Regions from separate parts of the Homo sapiens genome. Here region 2 is linked to region 1. Evidence: chromatin loops called from intact Hi-C (ENCODE). Cell type or tissue: heart right ventricle. All regions are shown on one strand. Region 1 overlaps CFAP251 (cilia and flagella associated protein 251). Region 2 overlaps MLXIP (MLX interacting protein).

Evidence for each region. Hi-C counts contacts between places; a loop is a spot of excess contacts. Peaks named below come from ENCODE experiments on the same cell type or tissue, not always from the same donor. Only the 100,000 strongest peaks of a DNase experiment are listed, where the experiment ranks them.
Region 2: a loop joins it to region 1, with 2.8 times the contacts of the local background. A loop is called at or near these places in 4 of 110 quality-filtered maps.

Annotation. Positions count from the first base shown.
Region 1 is chr12:121,951,243-121,959,242 of GRCh38, forward strand. It overlaps CFAP251 (cilia and flagella associated protein 251), which reads left to right. Exons shown (of 22, transcript NM_144668.6): 9 at 238-288; 10 at 2,878-3,092; 11 at 5,832-6,026; 12 at 7,030-7,280; 13 at 7,701-7,852. Among named protein-coding and RNA genes, the nearest start is that of CFAP251, 37 kb to the left of the region's middle. RefSeq lists enhancers at 6,962-7,481, 7,482-8,000. In heart right ventricle, a CTCF peak has its summit at 4,699 (motif pointing right); no DNase peak of the experiment used is centred here.
Region 2 is chr12:122,119,119-122,127,118 of GRCh38, forward strand. All of the region lies in intron 1 of MLXIP (MLX interacting protein), which reads left to right. Among named protein-coding and RNA genes, the nearest start is that of MLXIP, 44 kb to the left of the region's middle. RefSeq lists enhancers at 7,419-7,931, 7,932-8,000. In heart right ventricle, a CTCF peak has its summit at 4,262 (motif pointing left); a DNase peak (open chromatin) is centred at 4,243; H3K4me3 peaks cover 274 bases; H3K27ac peaks cover 1,553 bases.

The DNA of each region.
Region 1 (8,000 bases):
CTCCATCTCAAGAAAAAAAAAGTCATAATCATTTGTGGCATTTTTTATATTTTTTATGTATTTGCTTTTCTTTCAGAATGTTTTTAGATATTTCCCAAGACAGCAAGTTCTCTTACCTGTAGAAACTGCAAATTTCTGACCTTGTTTAGATGTATTTGTTTTGCTTTTATTATTAATGCCGTTCTTCCTTTGGAAACTGGGTCTTTTTGAGTAGTGATTATTTTTTCCTCTTATCAGTATGAAGAGAGGGATACACTGGCTCACAGTGCCCCACTTTTAACTGAAAAAGTGAGTATGCCTATTGCATTTTTGTCCATCAGATTTTGTGGAGAATAAATATTTATGTGCAAGCTTAGCTGCTTCGGGCTACTCTTTGTACATCTTGATATTAAGCTACTGGGAAATAATTTGAAAAATTTTACTTGGGTCCTGTATACATATTGAATTGTCAGTTGAAAATCATGTAAGTATTGTTAAAAATAATTTTTTTTTTTGAGACGGAGTCTTGCTCTGTCGCCCAGGCTGGCGTGCAGTGGCGTGATCTTGGCTCACTGCAAGCTCTGCCTCCCGGGTTCACGCCATTCTTCTGCCTCAGCCTCCCGAGTAGCTGGGACTACAGGCGCCTGCCACCACGCCCGGCTAATTTTTTGTATTTTTTTTTAGTAGAGACGGGGTTTCACTGTGTTAGCCAGGATGGTCTTGATCTCCTGACCTTATGATCCACCTACCTCAGCCTCCCAAAGTGCTGGGATTACAGGCGTGAGCCACTGCACCTGGCCCTAATAAAATGTTATACAAAGAGTTATTGCTGTGAGAAAATATAAAAACGTGATGGCTTTTAGAATGTGTATGTGCATATTGACAAGGAATGAAAGTTGTGGGGGTGCAGTGGCTCTCATCTGTAATCCCAACACTTTGGGAGACTGAGGTGAGAGGATCACTTGAGCTCAGGAGTTTGAGACCAGCCTGGGCAACACAGGCTAGACTTCGTTTCTACTAAAAAAAAAAAAAAAAAAAAAAAAAAAAAAATTGCCAGCCAGGGTGGTATGAGTCTGTGGTCCCAGCTACTCGGGAGGCTGAGGTGGGAGGATCACTTGAGCCCAGGTGGTCAAGGCTACAGTGAGCTGTGTTTGTGCCACTGCATTCCAGCCTGGGCAACAGAACAAGACCCTGTATATAAAAAAAAAAAAAATGAATGAAACAGTGTAAGTAAAGTCGTTGAACATGAGTGGATCCCTTATAAAGCTGCTCAGTTTCAGAATAATACATGATATTAGGTATTTAGATGTTTGAGAGCCAATAAGAGGGAGGTGAACCAGATGTTGAGAAAACATTTTATCTTGCCTGCTTGCCGCAAGCTCTTGTGTCTGAGGTGGAACTTGAGTCGTCTCCTGTAGCATTTTCTGCATTTGCTGCCCATGTAACCTGCTCTCAGGGAGCACCTGATGATGAGTTTTCTGCATACTTGCTTCTCTCTCGGTATGATTTGTAGAAATTTATTTAAGAGGGCATGCCAAAAGACAAAAACAAAAAATAAAAAGTTGAGATGGATGGGCACAATGAGATTATTCTGTCTGCAGACTTGTTTTTCATAAATGAAAGTACTAAAAAATACCATCAGTTCTCATTATTGTTGGTAGTTATGTTATATAAAGTCTCTGTAAACACCAAATTAGCAGATACTTAACTATTGCTCTTAAGGGAAATATAGGGGTAGGTTTCTGTGAGCCTCTGGTCACATTTTCACCAATTGATCAATACATAAGCTTGTTTTATGTGTATTTCTATTTAAAGACACTTTATTTAATATATAACATTGATTCATTAACATTGAACTCATGGCCAACAGCACTATAACTCATGACTTGAACAAAACTCATCTAACCTACATATTTTCTCCATAAAGCACATCACAGCATTCTTTTGCTTAGGAACACTAGCCAGCACTTCAGCACTATGTTTCAGGGTCAATTTAAATACTAAAATCACCAAGAAAAATGCAAACAACCAAAAATGCAAACAACATGGCACTAAATAGACCATGAAAAGGACACTTGTTTATAGTCAGAGCTGAGACAAGAAGGCGGAGCATTGCCCTGCCTGCCCTCAACTGGAAATGTGCATGTTGAGTGAGTAAAATTATTTGTCACACTGCACATGCACTTCTGCAAATGACCGTGAGAGTGCTGCAAGTATTGATTTTGGGATTACAAATCAATTCTTAAAGTAGGTAAATTCGCAAATACAGAATCCACAAATAATGAGCCATTTGAAATGATAAAAATGTATTGAAACAGTGCTGCTCTTAGAAAGAACTTGGTGCTCTTGTTTGACTAATCATTATTTTACTATTCCTCTTGTGTTCAAGTCAGAAGAGGTAAACCTTAGGATCTTCTCTGTATTATTAGAGAATCGGGCAGCATAGAGAATAGGGCATTTCTATGTACAGTGCTTAAATATTTTCTACTGATGGGAAAATACCTTATGATAAAAGGAGGCTGGGATAATTATTTTATGCTATTTTATAACCAGAGCATGCTTTGACTCACAACAGGCATTAGTTTCTTCACCAGTCTCTGAAACCTCCATAAGAGAAGTTTAACAGGTATAAACAGTGATTAACCACTCTCTCGTTTGCTTTAAACAAACAATGTAATTGAACAGAGTACATAACCCTTCACTTGCTCTTAGCAAACTTCCAGAGGTTCAGAACTGCCTGGACCATGGCAATTCATGGGAGACGGTTTTAGTGATTGTTTTCTTTTTCTTTCTCTTTTTCTCACTATATTTCAGCATAGCATTATAAAATATCGTATTGATAAATGCTTTGTTTTATATTTATTACCAACAGTAACTATAACCTTTCTTTTGAAACAGACCTTCAACAAGCTTGTGGGAAAGTTTAGCCAGTCCATCTTTCACTTGAATTTAACACAAATACTCTCAGCCACAATGGAAGGGAAGCTGGTTGTCTGGGACATACACCGCCCACCCTCATCTGCCTCCACCTTTTTGGGCTTTCCCTATATCAAGCCTTGTAAATTGGTTCATTTGCAGAAAGAGGGTATCACGGTACTTACCACAATTGATAGGTAATTTTAACTTAATTAAAAGATAACTATGGATAATTATAAAAATATTTTAAAATTGTTATGGGAGGTTGGGCACAGTGGCTTACACCTCTAATTTCAGTTCTTTGGGAGGCTGAGGTGGGAGGATCACATGAGGCCAGAAGTTCAAGACCAGCCTGGGCAACATAGTGAGACCCTATCTCTACCAAAAAACAAAGAGAGAGAGATGGGAGGATTGCTTGAGCCCAGGAGTTCGAGGCTGCAATGAGCTATCATTGCCACTGTGCTCCAGACTGGGTGTTAGAGTGAGACCCTCCTGTCTTAAAAAAAAAAAAAAAAAAAAAAAAAAAAAAAACCTCTTTTGGATGTATATGCATATTTTGTATAGCATAAAGTATTCTGGGGAGAATCATAATGAACTGGGAACATTGGTTGCCTCTGAGGAAAAGAACTGAGAACTAAGATCAGGGATGGGGGTGGATTTACTTCTTTTTATAGTTCCATTTATACTAATTGGATTTTTAAAAAAATCATGAGTATGCATTATGTTTAAAAAATCCCTTTGTGTCGATGAAACAAAAAGGAACTAGATTTTTTCTTCTGTGCTAATTGGATGGATTTTGCACCCAACATTTTACATGCATTAAATGTAAGAAAATAATTTGAATAGCTGTATTATTTTTGTCTGATTACAAGATAACATTTACAGCTGGGAGCGGTGGCTCACGCCTGTAATCCCAGCATTTTGGGAGGCCGAGGCGGGTGGCCTCAGGAGTTTGAGACCAGCCTGGCCAACATGGTGAAACCCTGTCTCTACTAAAAATACAAAAATTAGGCAGGTGTGGTGGTGTGCGGCTGTAATCCCAGCATCTTGGGAAGCTGAGGCATGAGAATCACTTGAACCCAGGAGGCAGAGGTTGCAGTGAGCCAAGATCTCACCACTGCACTCCAGTCTGGGCGACAGAGTGAGACTCGGTCTCAAAACAAAACAAAAATAATATTTACCCATTGTGAGAAGATCAAATGCATCAAAACTCTGTCTTAATTAAGACAGAGTTCTCATTTCAGCTGGGTCCCTTCCTTGCTGAGTGACCTTGAGCAAGGAACTTAACCTTGTTGAGCCTCTATTTCTTCATCTGTAAAATGGGCATAACAGTACTATTTCTCTCAGAGTGGTTTTATGAGGATTTCACGAGATATGGATGCACATGCTTGGTGCAGGGGAACCCTAGGTAAATGGTGGCCATCGTCAGTGTGTGAGAGAAGTTCCCGAAGGTGTGGAGAAAATTGCCTAGTGATGGGGACGCTACCCATATGGTTAGAGTCACTGGGCCATCTGCTTTCAAAATGCCCATTTGCTTCCATTCGCCTTTCTTTCGATGCAGGGGAACAATGAGGTCTTGACATGGTTTTACAAAGAGAAATGCAAATTGTCACCCTCACTCAGTGGAGCGAGAAGATAGGAGAACTGCAGTTGGCCATGCAATCAACCTTTAATCGGTTGGGGTTTAGGATCCAGTGGAGACCAGGCCTGGGTTCTCCAAGTTAATAAAACCCAGTCAGGACCTGGGAGTCCAAGAAGGAAAAGGTCTCTGGAAATACTTGGTCAGTATTGCTGCTTCTGTCCAGCAGAGGGCAGGGACAGATGTTCAAGCCAATTAGCCCACCTGCCTTGCTTATTAATCAGAAACCTCATTTAACCACTCTGCATATGTAAGAGAAAAATCCTCCTCATCTGCCCCCCGTGATTAGAATTATGTCAAAGTCTTTTTTAAAAAGCCCATTTGGGATGGATCCAAGGACTGGAAATGAAAGCCATTTTGTCACGTGGCACTGCCTTCTGCCGTGATGACTGGACAGGGTTTTATGATCACACTAACAGTAGTGCCTTCCTGTAAAGTGGCTAGTGTCCCATTGCCAGCCTGCATGATTTCAGAGGGCTGGTGAAGCGATTCTCTCCATTGTCATCTGTAGTTATATGGGGAGTGTAAATCCTTGTCCACCTCCATTGCGTATGGCTGATCTTGGAGGGCAGGGAAGAACTAGCAGAGAGCATGGACTTTGCTTTAGATATACCTGGGTTCCTTGCATAGTCAAGCCACATGGCCCTGATAAAATTGCCAGGTATAAGTATGTCCCATGCAATATATGGGATGTACTTACACTAAATTTTTTGTTTGTTTGTCTGTTTTGTTTTTTGAGACGGAGTTTTGTGCTTGTCACCCAGGCTGGAGTGCAATGATGCAATCTCGGCTCACTGCAAGCTCCGCCTTCCATGTTCAAGCGATTCTCCTGCCTCAGCCTCCCGAGTAGCTGGGATTACAGGTGCACACCACCACACCTGACTAATTTTTGTATTTTTAGTAGAGGCGGGGTTTCACCATGTTGGCCAGACTGGTCTCGAACTCCTGACCTCAGGTGATCCACCCGACTTGGCCTCCCAAAGTGCTGGGACTACAGACATGAGCCACCACACCCAGCTACACTAAATTTTTTTAATGCAAATTTTCAAAGTAACTGGGTATCTGTATTGTTACCTGCTAAATCTGGCAACACAATGCCCTGAGCAAATTTCTTAACTCTCTGAAAGTTAGTTTCCTAGATGTAAATTGGGATAACAGTAAAATCATTCTCGTTGGGAGTATTAAATTAAGTTTTTGCAATGCCCCAGAATCCAGAGCCTGACATATAATTAGGTATTATATAGATGCTACTTGTTATTATTGCTATTTGCAAAACTGATGTTATTCTCCATTTCAGCTACATTGTCACAGGTGACATTAAGGGGAACATTAAGTTCTATGATCACACCCTGTCTATTGTTAACTGGTACAGTCACTTGAAACTGGGCGCCATAAGAACTCTGTCCTTTTCAAAGACCCCAGCAACTCCTCCTACTGAAAAATCAAACTATCCTCCTGACTGCACTTTAAAAGGTGACCTTTTTGTCTTAAGGTAAGTTGTTAATGAATCTAGTCATTAGAATGGTTGAAAAATGATCACTGTCTTCTTTAGTTTGCATACAGTGGGAGGTTCGTGTTGTTCCTGGGATATCTCCCTGGCTGATTGTGATAACCACTGGATCATTTAAAAAATTAATGAAACATAAGGCCGGGCGTGGTGGCTCACGCCTGTAATCCCAGCACTTTGGGAGGCCAAGGCGGGTGGATCACGAGGTCAGGAGATCGAGACCATCCTGGCTAACATGGTGAAACCCCGTCTCTATTAAAAATACAAAAAATTAGCCGGGCGTGGTGACGGGTGCCTGTAGTCCCAGCTACTCGGGAGGCTGAGGCAGGAGAATGGTGTGAACCCGGGAGACGGAGCTTGCAGTGAGCTGAGATAGCGCCACTCTACTCCAGCCTGGGCGACAGAGCGAGACTCTGTCTCAAAAAAAAAAAAAAAAAAAATTAATGAAACATGACTTTAATATTAAGACTCTTTAGTAACTGGAAGCTGTAAAGTCCTGATCCCTGATCTCTCACCTCTGTTGAGTCTGGAGTCTTTTGCTGCAGGTTGGTCTCTTTTCTCTAAGCTGAGCTTGTCCTAGCCACTGCAGTTAAAGGCACTGGATAATTAATAGCCATAACATTTCAAGACCGAATTATCTGTGAGTCTGCTTAATTACCCTTGCAGTAGTTACAGGCACATCTGTATGTGTGCACCAAACTCCATATTTGCATACACAAATGAATATTTGCATGTGCAGATTAGCTAATTGTACAACTGACTGTCCATCTGCATACTTAATGACTCAATTTACATGGAGAAAAGTGGGCTTTTTCACTTGCAAATGGAGGCTGTTGGGTATTGGTGGTATATTTTTGGAAATGTTGGGTTAATAATGTCACTAAATTACAGACGACAGAGGCGTTTTATGTGCAATTAGAAGCAGAATAGCTGGCATGCCCCATTCCCTGCAAACACTGATATTGTTTGGTCTCTCCTTGGCAAACAGGAATTTTATCATTGGAACATCTGATGCCGCGGTGTACCACTTAACAACAGATGGGACCAAACTTGAGAAGTTATTTGTAGAGCCCAAGGATGCCATTTGTGCCATCTCCTGCCACCCATATCAACCCCTCATTGCCATCGGGAGCATCTGTGGGATGATCAAAGTGTGGAATTATGAAAACAAACAATATCTTTTCAGCAGGGTTTTTGAGAAGGGGCTTGGAGTCCAGAGTCTGACCTACAACCCCGAAGGTATTTTCATCTTATCAGCCTACCATCGGTTCCACATGGACAGCCCTGAAAGGGATGGATGCACCTGGGCTGGCATAGCTCCAGGAAGTCTCCCCGACTCCAGCCCCCAGCAGGCTGGATGAGGCGCCTTCTCTCTGGGGCTCCCGTGGTGTTCTGGGCCTATCTGTGCGTCTCTGCGCGCTCACCCCAGCAGGCTGGATGAGGCGCCTTCTCTCTGGGGCTCCCGCGGTGTCCTGGGCCTATCTGTGCGTCTCTGCGCGCTCACCCCAGGAGATCACGCGTTTCGGTTCATTTCTCCGCACGGGAGCTTTGTTGTGTTAGTTGCTGTCTTCTCCGCACCCAGAACAAAGCCTGGCACAGACTCAACATCTCTTGAATGAATGTAATCCTTTTCCATCGTTCTCTGGCTTGTCATTTCAGGAGCCCTTCTTGGAGCTGGCTTTACAGAGGGGACAGTTTACATTCTTGATGCAATGTCTTTAGAAAATGAAAGCCCAGAGCCTTTCAAATATTCCAGAACCAGTGTGACTCATATAAGCTTTTCCCATGACTCCCAGTATATGGCAACTGCTGTAAGTATTTTCATGGACAACCCATCCAGTGGCTTAGCAATTTTATTTGAAACCAAAAGAGGCCAGACATAGTAGCTAACACCTGTAATCCCAATGATTTGGGAGGCCGAGGTGGGAGGATCATTGGAGGACAGGAATTCAAGACCAG
Region 2 (8,000 bases), 170 kb after region 1:
GATCGCGCCACTACAATCCAGCCTGGGCGACAGAGTGAGACTCTGTCTCAAAAAAACAAACAAAACAAAACAAAACAAAACAAACAAACAAAAAAACAGAAAAAAGAAAAACAAATGGTAGCCATACCATATATCTTGTACCTTGGTTTTATTTTTGTTTTTTCACTTAACAGTGCATCTTGTAGGTCTTCCCTATGTGTTACCACATAGAAATGTGTTATTTTAAAAATTACCCCGTAGTGTTCCACTGTGTAGATATGCCAGTTTTTTTGTTTTGTTTTGTTTTGTTTTTGAGATGAGCCTCGCTGTGTCGCCCAGGCTGGAGTGCAATGGCGCAATCTCAGCTCACTGCAAGCTCCGCCTTCCAGGTTCATGCCATTCTCCTGCCGCAGCCTCCCAAATAGCTGGGACTACAGGCACCTGCCACCACACCCGGCTAATTTTTTGTATTTTTAGTAGAGATGGGGTTTCACCGTGTTAGCCAGGATGGTCTCGATCTCCTGACCTTGTGATCCACCCTCCTCGGCCTCCCAAAGTGCTGGGATTACAGGCGTGAGCCACCGCGCCTGGCGATATGCCAGTTTTGACTGGTTCCCTGTGATGAATATCTAGGTTATTTCCAACCTTTTGCTGCCGCAAACAGTGCTGCAGTTTAATGTCCTTCTCTTCACGTCTTTGTGCCCATGTGAGGTGGATCTGTCGAATCACTTCCTAGGAGTGGGCTTGTGGGTCACAGGGATGTGCAGTTACAGTGTTGATGGGCAGTTGTCAGCTTGCCCTTCAAAAAGGCTCACAATTGTTTTTGCCCATCATTCTATCCCCAGCACCAGCTTAGTGACGAGAACTCTTCCCCACCAGAGCTCTAAACTGATTGGGAAGTAAAACGGAGGAATCACTTTGTAGCAGCGCTATTCGCTGTAGCCCAAAGGTGGATACGACCTGTGTCCTACTGATGATGGATAAACAGAATGTGGTCCATCTATACATGGAATATGATTCTGCCTTGAAAGTAATGAAGTTCTGAGAATATTTTTTTCTTTCTTTCCCCCTCCCCCCTTCTTCTCTCTTTCTCTCTTCCCTTCCTTCCCCTTCTCTTTCTTTTCTCTTTTCTTTTCTTCTTTTGAGACAGGGTCTTGCCCTGTCACCCAGGCTGGAGTGCAGTGGTACAATAGTGGCTCACTGCAGCCTTGACCTCCTGGGCTCGAGCAATCCTCCCATCTCAGTCTTCTGAGTAGCTAGGACCACAGGCACATGCCACCAAGCCCAGCTGATTTTCTGATTTTTTGTGGAGATGGTGGTCTCTCACTACGTTACCCAGACCAGTCTCAAACTCCTGGGCTCAAGCAGTTCTCCTGCCTTGGCCCCTCAAAGTGCTGGGATTACAAGTGGGGAACTAGGTAATGGTGCTGGTTATAAAACATTGTGAATGTTCTTAATGGCACTGAATCATCTACTTTAAAATGGTTAAAATGGTAAATTTTATATTTATTTTACTACAAGAAAAAGAGTCAGCAGATGGTGGCCAAAATATTACCTTTATTGTTGACCAAGCTGAGGATATGGCTTGTAAGAGAACCCTGGACTGACCTTCCACCTCCACCCCCTCTTCAGGAGCAGGGGAAGGAGGGAACGACCCCAGCCCAGGTTCTTCTTCAGCACTCATTGTACCTGTCCTGCAGCACTCACTGTGAGATGCCCCACTCTACCTGTCTGTCAGGGAGTAGGGAGGAAGCCAGGGATGTTTTGCTAAGGGGTGTCCCTCTAAGAAGCACCAGGAATGGTGAAGAAACGTTGTCCCATGACAAACAAATATGGTTGAATGAACAAATGAATGGGCTCCACCACTGTTCTGAGACCTATAACGATAGCCCCAGAGCCCTCTGCATGCTTGGTTTTTTTTTTTTTTTTTTGAAACGGTGTCTCACTCTGTCGCCAGGCTGGAATGCAGTGGTGCCATCTTGGCTCACTGCAACCTCCGCCTCCCAGGTTCAAGCGATTCCCCTGCCTCAGCCTCCCAAGTAGGTGGGACTACAGATGCATGCCACCATGCCCAGCTAATTTTTGTATTTTTAGTAGAGATGGAGTTTCACCATGTTGGCCAGGATGGTCTTGATCTCTTGACCTCATGATCTGCCTGCCTCGGCCTCCCAAAGTGCTGGAATTCCAGGCGCGAGCCACTGTGCCCAGCCTTTTTTTTTTTTTTTTTTTTTAAATTGAGATGGAGTCTTGCTCTGCTGCCCAGGCTGGAGTGCAGCGGCGAGGTCTCAGCCTCCTGAGTAGCTGGGATTACAGGCACGTGCCACCATGCCTGACTAATTTTTGTATTTTTAGTAGAGACAGGATTTCACCATGTTGGCCAGGCTGGTCTCGTGACCCTCCTGACCCTCGTGATCTGCCCACCTCGGCCTCCCAAAGTGCTGAGATTACAGGTGTGAGCCACCGTGCCCGGCCTCTGCCTGCTTTCTTTTGGAGAGAATGGTCTGAGCAGGAGTCAGGAGTTCGTCCCAGCCAGACCGAACAGAATTAGGGACCCCTGACCTGGCCATGCCCGGCCTGCCCTCTCTGCCTGCCCCTGTTCTTACTTCCAGCTTGGTCTGTGCAAGGCTTGCAATTTAATTTCCTTCCATTCCAAAGCAGTCTCTTGCCAGCCCTCTGAGGAATTCATAGTTTGCTAGTTTCATCCAAGAAAAGTTTTGAGAGAGACCTTTGTTGTACTGTGAATTTCCTGTTTCATGTCAAGAACCTGCCTTCTAGGAAGGGCAGCTGTGGCAGGGTGGTGTAAAGATTGTTCTTCATGGAAAATTTAGCATTCATTTAATAACTGCATATTTAAAACACCTCCCACGTGCCAGGCCCTGTGCTGGCGACCCTAGGCGATGGCCTTCCCACAGAGGGTGAGGAGAGGGCTAGCGAATGGGTGAGTGCAGTTGACCTCTGTTCTGATGGGCAGATGGCAGGGGCGGGTTCAGGAGGTGGAGGCCAGAGGAGGATTGCGTGTCTTGGGGGAAGCCAGTGGTCTTGCAGAAATGGTCAGAACATGTTTCTGGTCTGCTTTAAAGAAGGAATGGAGCATAATCCAAGTTAGACTAAGAGACAGCCCAGTCACCTTTGTCTGGAAGATGTTGAGCTGGCAGCATGAGTTAGGGGAGCAGAAGTCCCCCCAGTCACAGACGCTTTCTGGCGGTGCTTCCCTGGGGGCTCTGCCAGGGAGGGCTGCCCTCCACTGCTGCAGGCTCCCTTGTGGGCTTTGTAAAAAAAATTTTTAGACAGGGTCTCTCTCTGTCACCCAGGCTGAGGTGCAGTGGCACCATGATAGCTCACTGCACCCTCCAACTCCTGGGCTCCAGGGATCCTCCCACCTCAGCCTTCCAAGTAGCCAGGACCACAGGCACAGGCTACCACTCCCTGCTACTTTTTTCTTTTTCTTTTTCTTTTTTTTTTGAGACAGAGTCTTGCTCTGTCGTCCGGGCTGGAGTGCAGTGATGCGATCTCGGCTCACTGTACTCTCCGCCTCCCAGGTTCACGCCATTCTCCGGCCTCAGCCTCCCAAGTAGCTGGGAGTACAGGCGCCCGCCACCACGACGCCTGGCTAATTTTTTTTGTATTTTTAGTAGAGACGGGGGTTTCACCATGTTAGCCAGGATGGTCTCGATCTCTTGACCTCGTGATACACCCGCCTCGGCCTCCCAAAGTGGTGGGATTACAGGCGTGAGCTACCGTGCCCGGCCTTCTTTTCTTTTTCTTTTTTTTTTTTTAAAGAGACGAGGTCTTGTTATATTGCCCAGGCTGGTCTGGAACTCGTGAGCTCAAGTGATCCTCCCGCCTCAGCCCTCCAAGTGCTGGGATTACAGGCGTGAGCCACTGCACCTGGCCCATTGTGGGACTTTTAGAGCAGCTTTTCCTGAGTACCCTGTGAAGAAGGGTCCCCGTGGAGGTCTGCGTAGGAAATGTCCCTGCTCCTCTCCTTGAAGATTGACGGGGCACAGCCTAACAGCTCTGCCAGGCCCATCAGGAGCCTGCCCAGGGTTTCTGGGCATGAGTCGTCCAGGGTGTCCCTTCCTTTGTGACACCTGACGCATTCATTGCCACCTTGCCACCTTCTGAGGCATCACAGAACTTCACGCGTTGCCTCCTCAGATCTTGACTTGAAATTGCCTTGGGGGCGGGCTGGGGGTGCAGGCCGTCGACCCTTTCCGGCCCGCCGTGGCTGGTTTGTTTGGATTTTGAGTTGGACGCCCTTCTTTGTGTTTCTTGAGCGCCACCTGTTGGTCATAGAGATATTACCGAAACTCGGGGTGGAACGGTGATCCCAGTTGGGAGTTCTGGTCTCTGTGTTGCTGCTGAAGTCTGACTGTGTTTGACGTAAACACCCAAAGAAAAGGGAAACATTTCAGCTCACGGAGAGGAAGAAGAGGGGACCCTCAAACTAAACTTTGAGGTTTCTAGCCTGTAAGGCTAAATTTCCCTGCGTCTTGCCGCTCCCCTCATTGTGTGTGATTAAAGCTGTTGGTATGACACCCTCTGCCCTCCAGCTTTGTCTGCTGTACCCCCTGCCTTCAGACTCCCTTTTTTGGTTGGTTATTTTTGTTTGTTTGTTTTCTGAGACGGTCTTGCTCTTTCACTTAGGCTGGAGTGCATTGGTGCCATCATGGCTCACTGCAACCTCAAACACCTGGGCTCAAGCGACCTTCCTGCCTCAGTCTCCCCAGTAGCTAGGACTACAGACGCATGCCACCATGCCCTGTTCACACATTGAGGGCTTTTCACTGCCTCGATCAGGCTGAGTTCTGCTCACTGGGGCCACCACAGGCCAGGCAGAAGGAACTGTGTGGGCTTTGTCGAGCTGGCTTTCCCTATCCACTAGGCCTTTGCTTAAACGCCACTTCCTCCAGAAAGCCTCCCCTCACTGCTCTGGTCAGGTTGGCTATCCACCTTGTGCCCACAGCCATCTGCCCTTCAGGACGCTGAGCACAGAGGCATGACGTGTGCTCCCACCCAAGGCGTGCTGCATGAGGGGAACCTCCCCGCCTCAGCTGTCCCCCACCCTCAGCCGTCCCCCGCCCCAGCCGTCCCCCGCCCTCAGCTGTCCCCCTCCTCAGCCGTCCCCCCACCCTCAGCCGTCCCCCACCTCAGCCGCCCCCCCGCCCTCAGCCGTCCCCCACCTCAGCCGTCCCCCTGCCCTCAGCCGTCCCCCTCCTCAGCCGTCCCCCCACCCTCAGCCGTCCCCCTCCTCAGCCGTCCCCCGTCCTCAGCCGTCCCCCACCTCAGCCGCCCCCCCGCCCTCAGCCGTCCCCCACCTCAGCCGTCCCCCTCCTCAGCCGTCCCCCGCCCTCAGTCCTCGGCTCTTCACAGTGCAGAGCAGATGAGGCTTCTGCAGCTACGCAATCCCACCCTCAGGGCTGGCCTGGCACTCGGAGCTGACCTCTGCCCAGGTCTCTGTTCCTGGTGTTGGCAGAGGGCACCGGCGTCACCTTTTCCACCTGTGGAGAAAGAGGAACCACATGGCAATATGGCAAACATAAGAGAAAGGACTTCAGGGCGGGGGTTGTTAAAAACATCATACCCTTCAATATATGTACCTACTATGTACTCATAAAAATCAAAACAATTTTTTTTTTAATTATGCCTTTTGCCAGGCACGGTGGTGCATGCCTGTAATCCTACCACTTTTGGAGGCCGAGGTGGGAGGATCACTTGAGGTCAGGGGTTCAAAACCAGCCTGACGAACGTGGTAAAACCCTGTCTCTACTAAAAATACAAAAATTAGGCCGGGCTTGGTGGCTCACGCCTGTAATCCCAGCACTTTGGGAGGCCGAGGCAGGCAGATCAGCTGAGGTCAGGAGTTCCAGACCAGCCTGACCAACATGATGAAATCCCATCTCTACTAAAAATAGAAAATTAGCTGGGTGTGGTGGCGCATGCCTGTAATCCCAGCTATACAGGAGGCTGAGGCAGGAGAATCACTTGAACCCGGGAGGCAGAGGTTGCCGTGAGCTGAGGTCGCGCCATTGCACTCCAGCCTGGGCAACAAGAGCGAAACTCCATCTCCAAAAACAAACAAAAATTTGGCTGATGTGGTGGTGGGCACCTGTAGTCCCAGCTACTCGGTTGGCTGAGGCGGCAGAATCGCTTGAAGCCAGGAGGCGGAAGTTGCAGTGAGCCAAGATCTCGCCACTGCACTCCAGCCTGGGCAACAGAGCGAGACTCCATCTCAAAAAAAAAAAAAATTATTCCTTTCAGTAATAACTTAACCCTAGATCATTGAGATTGTTATTAATATCTTTGTGTTTGCTTTAGGGTTTACCAGTTGTGTGTGTGTCTAAACATGTATGTGTGTGTGTATTTTACTGTACCCAAATGTGCTTTCATTTAGTCCTTATTAACACACTCTAGAGGAGGAGGCGTCATTCTGATTTTACCCAGGGCACTGCTGTGGTAGGCAGCAGGTACGCCATGACACAGCAGTGGCTGTCTGATTCCGTAGCTGCCTGCTGTACCACCGGTGAGGCCAGGCCATCAGCATGGAGGTGGGTTAGATGAGCCTTTGAACTTGGGAGAGAAGGAAGGAAGGAAGGTGTGTGACTACTCTGAGTCCCTGACCCGTTGTGCAGAGGCTGCTGCTGTCTGCGTGTCTCTTGTGTGCTGAGAGGATGCACTGTGACATTTTTCTGGGGGAGTCATAACCTTCTGGCCTGTATTGCCCAAAGCCTGGGCTCCTTGGGGGTTTGGGTGGGGATAGGCACAAGGGTCCTGCCAGGGGCACAGCCAGGGCATCTGCCTTCCAGGGCAGGTTCCAGGTTCACAGAATGTTTGCTGCTCAGGCGCCTCCTGTGAAGACTGCAGCTACTGTTGGCAAATCTCGGCTTGCCACGTGGCCTTTCTGAGTGGGACTGGAGAAGGGGCAGGGCTGTGGCCTGTGGTCAGATCAAACCTCCACAGCCGCACTGTGATATGGACCAGAAATAGTGCCTTGCCCATCTCAAGCCATCTGAAAAAGAGAAACCCTATGCGGGCTGCCCAGAGATGGCTCCCGGCCTAGCACTTGGAAAACTGAGCTGCCCAAGACAGCTGTGCCACCAGGGAGGCTGGGTTTACAAGTGCTCTGGACTTATTGAATGAAGAATTGTTAATTGAGCCCCTACTATGTGCCAAGCCACCAAACGTCCTCCCTAGAGGAGCTGCAGTGTCAACAGGGAAAGGTGCTTGTGTGCAGACACTACTACATAAGAGCTCCCGTGAGACCGTCCCCGAGTGGAGGAGAGCAGAGGGGCCCTGAAGGAATCAGCAGCAGCCTGGGAGAGGCCAGGCCAGCTCAGAGGAGATGGTGTCGGGGGCAGCATCTTGAAGGATTAGGAGGTGGCTGAGTGGAGGGCCATCAAGAGTGAGGACCATGTCAGAGGCTCTGGGAGGCAGAATAGGCCCTGCCCTGCAGGCACTCAGGCCAGTGGGATGCTCGGGTACTTGGATTGTGAATGCCTCGTGGGGGCTGGTGGCAAAGCAGGCAGGCCACGACCAGGTCACAGGAGCCTGGTTTGCACTCTGTGGTCAACAGATTTCTTCTAATTTTTAGTTATGGAAAATTTGTAGGATATGCCAAAGTAGACGGAAGAATGTAGTGAACCCCACATGCTGCCACCGCACACACCAGTTGCTGTGTGACCCATGACTGCCCTTGGTCTGCCCCTCTCTGGAAACAAGAATGACTTTGAATCCAGGAAGGGAGGCTGGTCAAATGTGAATAACAATGAACAGCCCAAATGTAACCTTTGCTCCTCCTGGAGGGCACTCACTGCATGCCCAGTGTTCAGTTTGTTAGTCTGGTTCATGGAATCCTCCCAGCAGCCCTCTGCAGAGGTGTTTGGGTTAAAGTCCCTTCAACAGATATTGGTGGGTGGCTCCAAGGCTGCAAAACCCCCACGGCCAGTCCTGCCCTCCGCGCCCTGACAGTATCCCCACCATGCCCTGCCCTGTGTGGCTCTGAAGAAATCCCCCAGTGACCT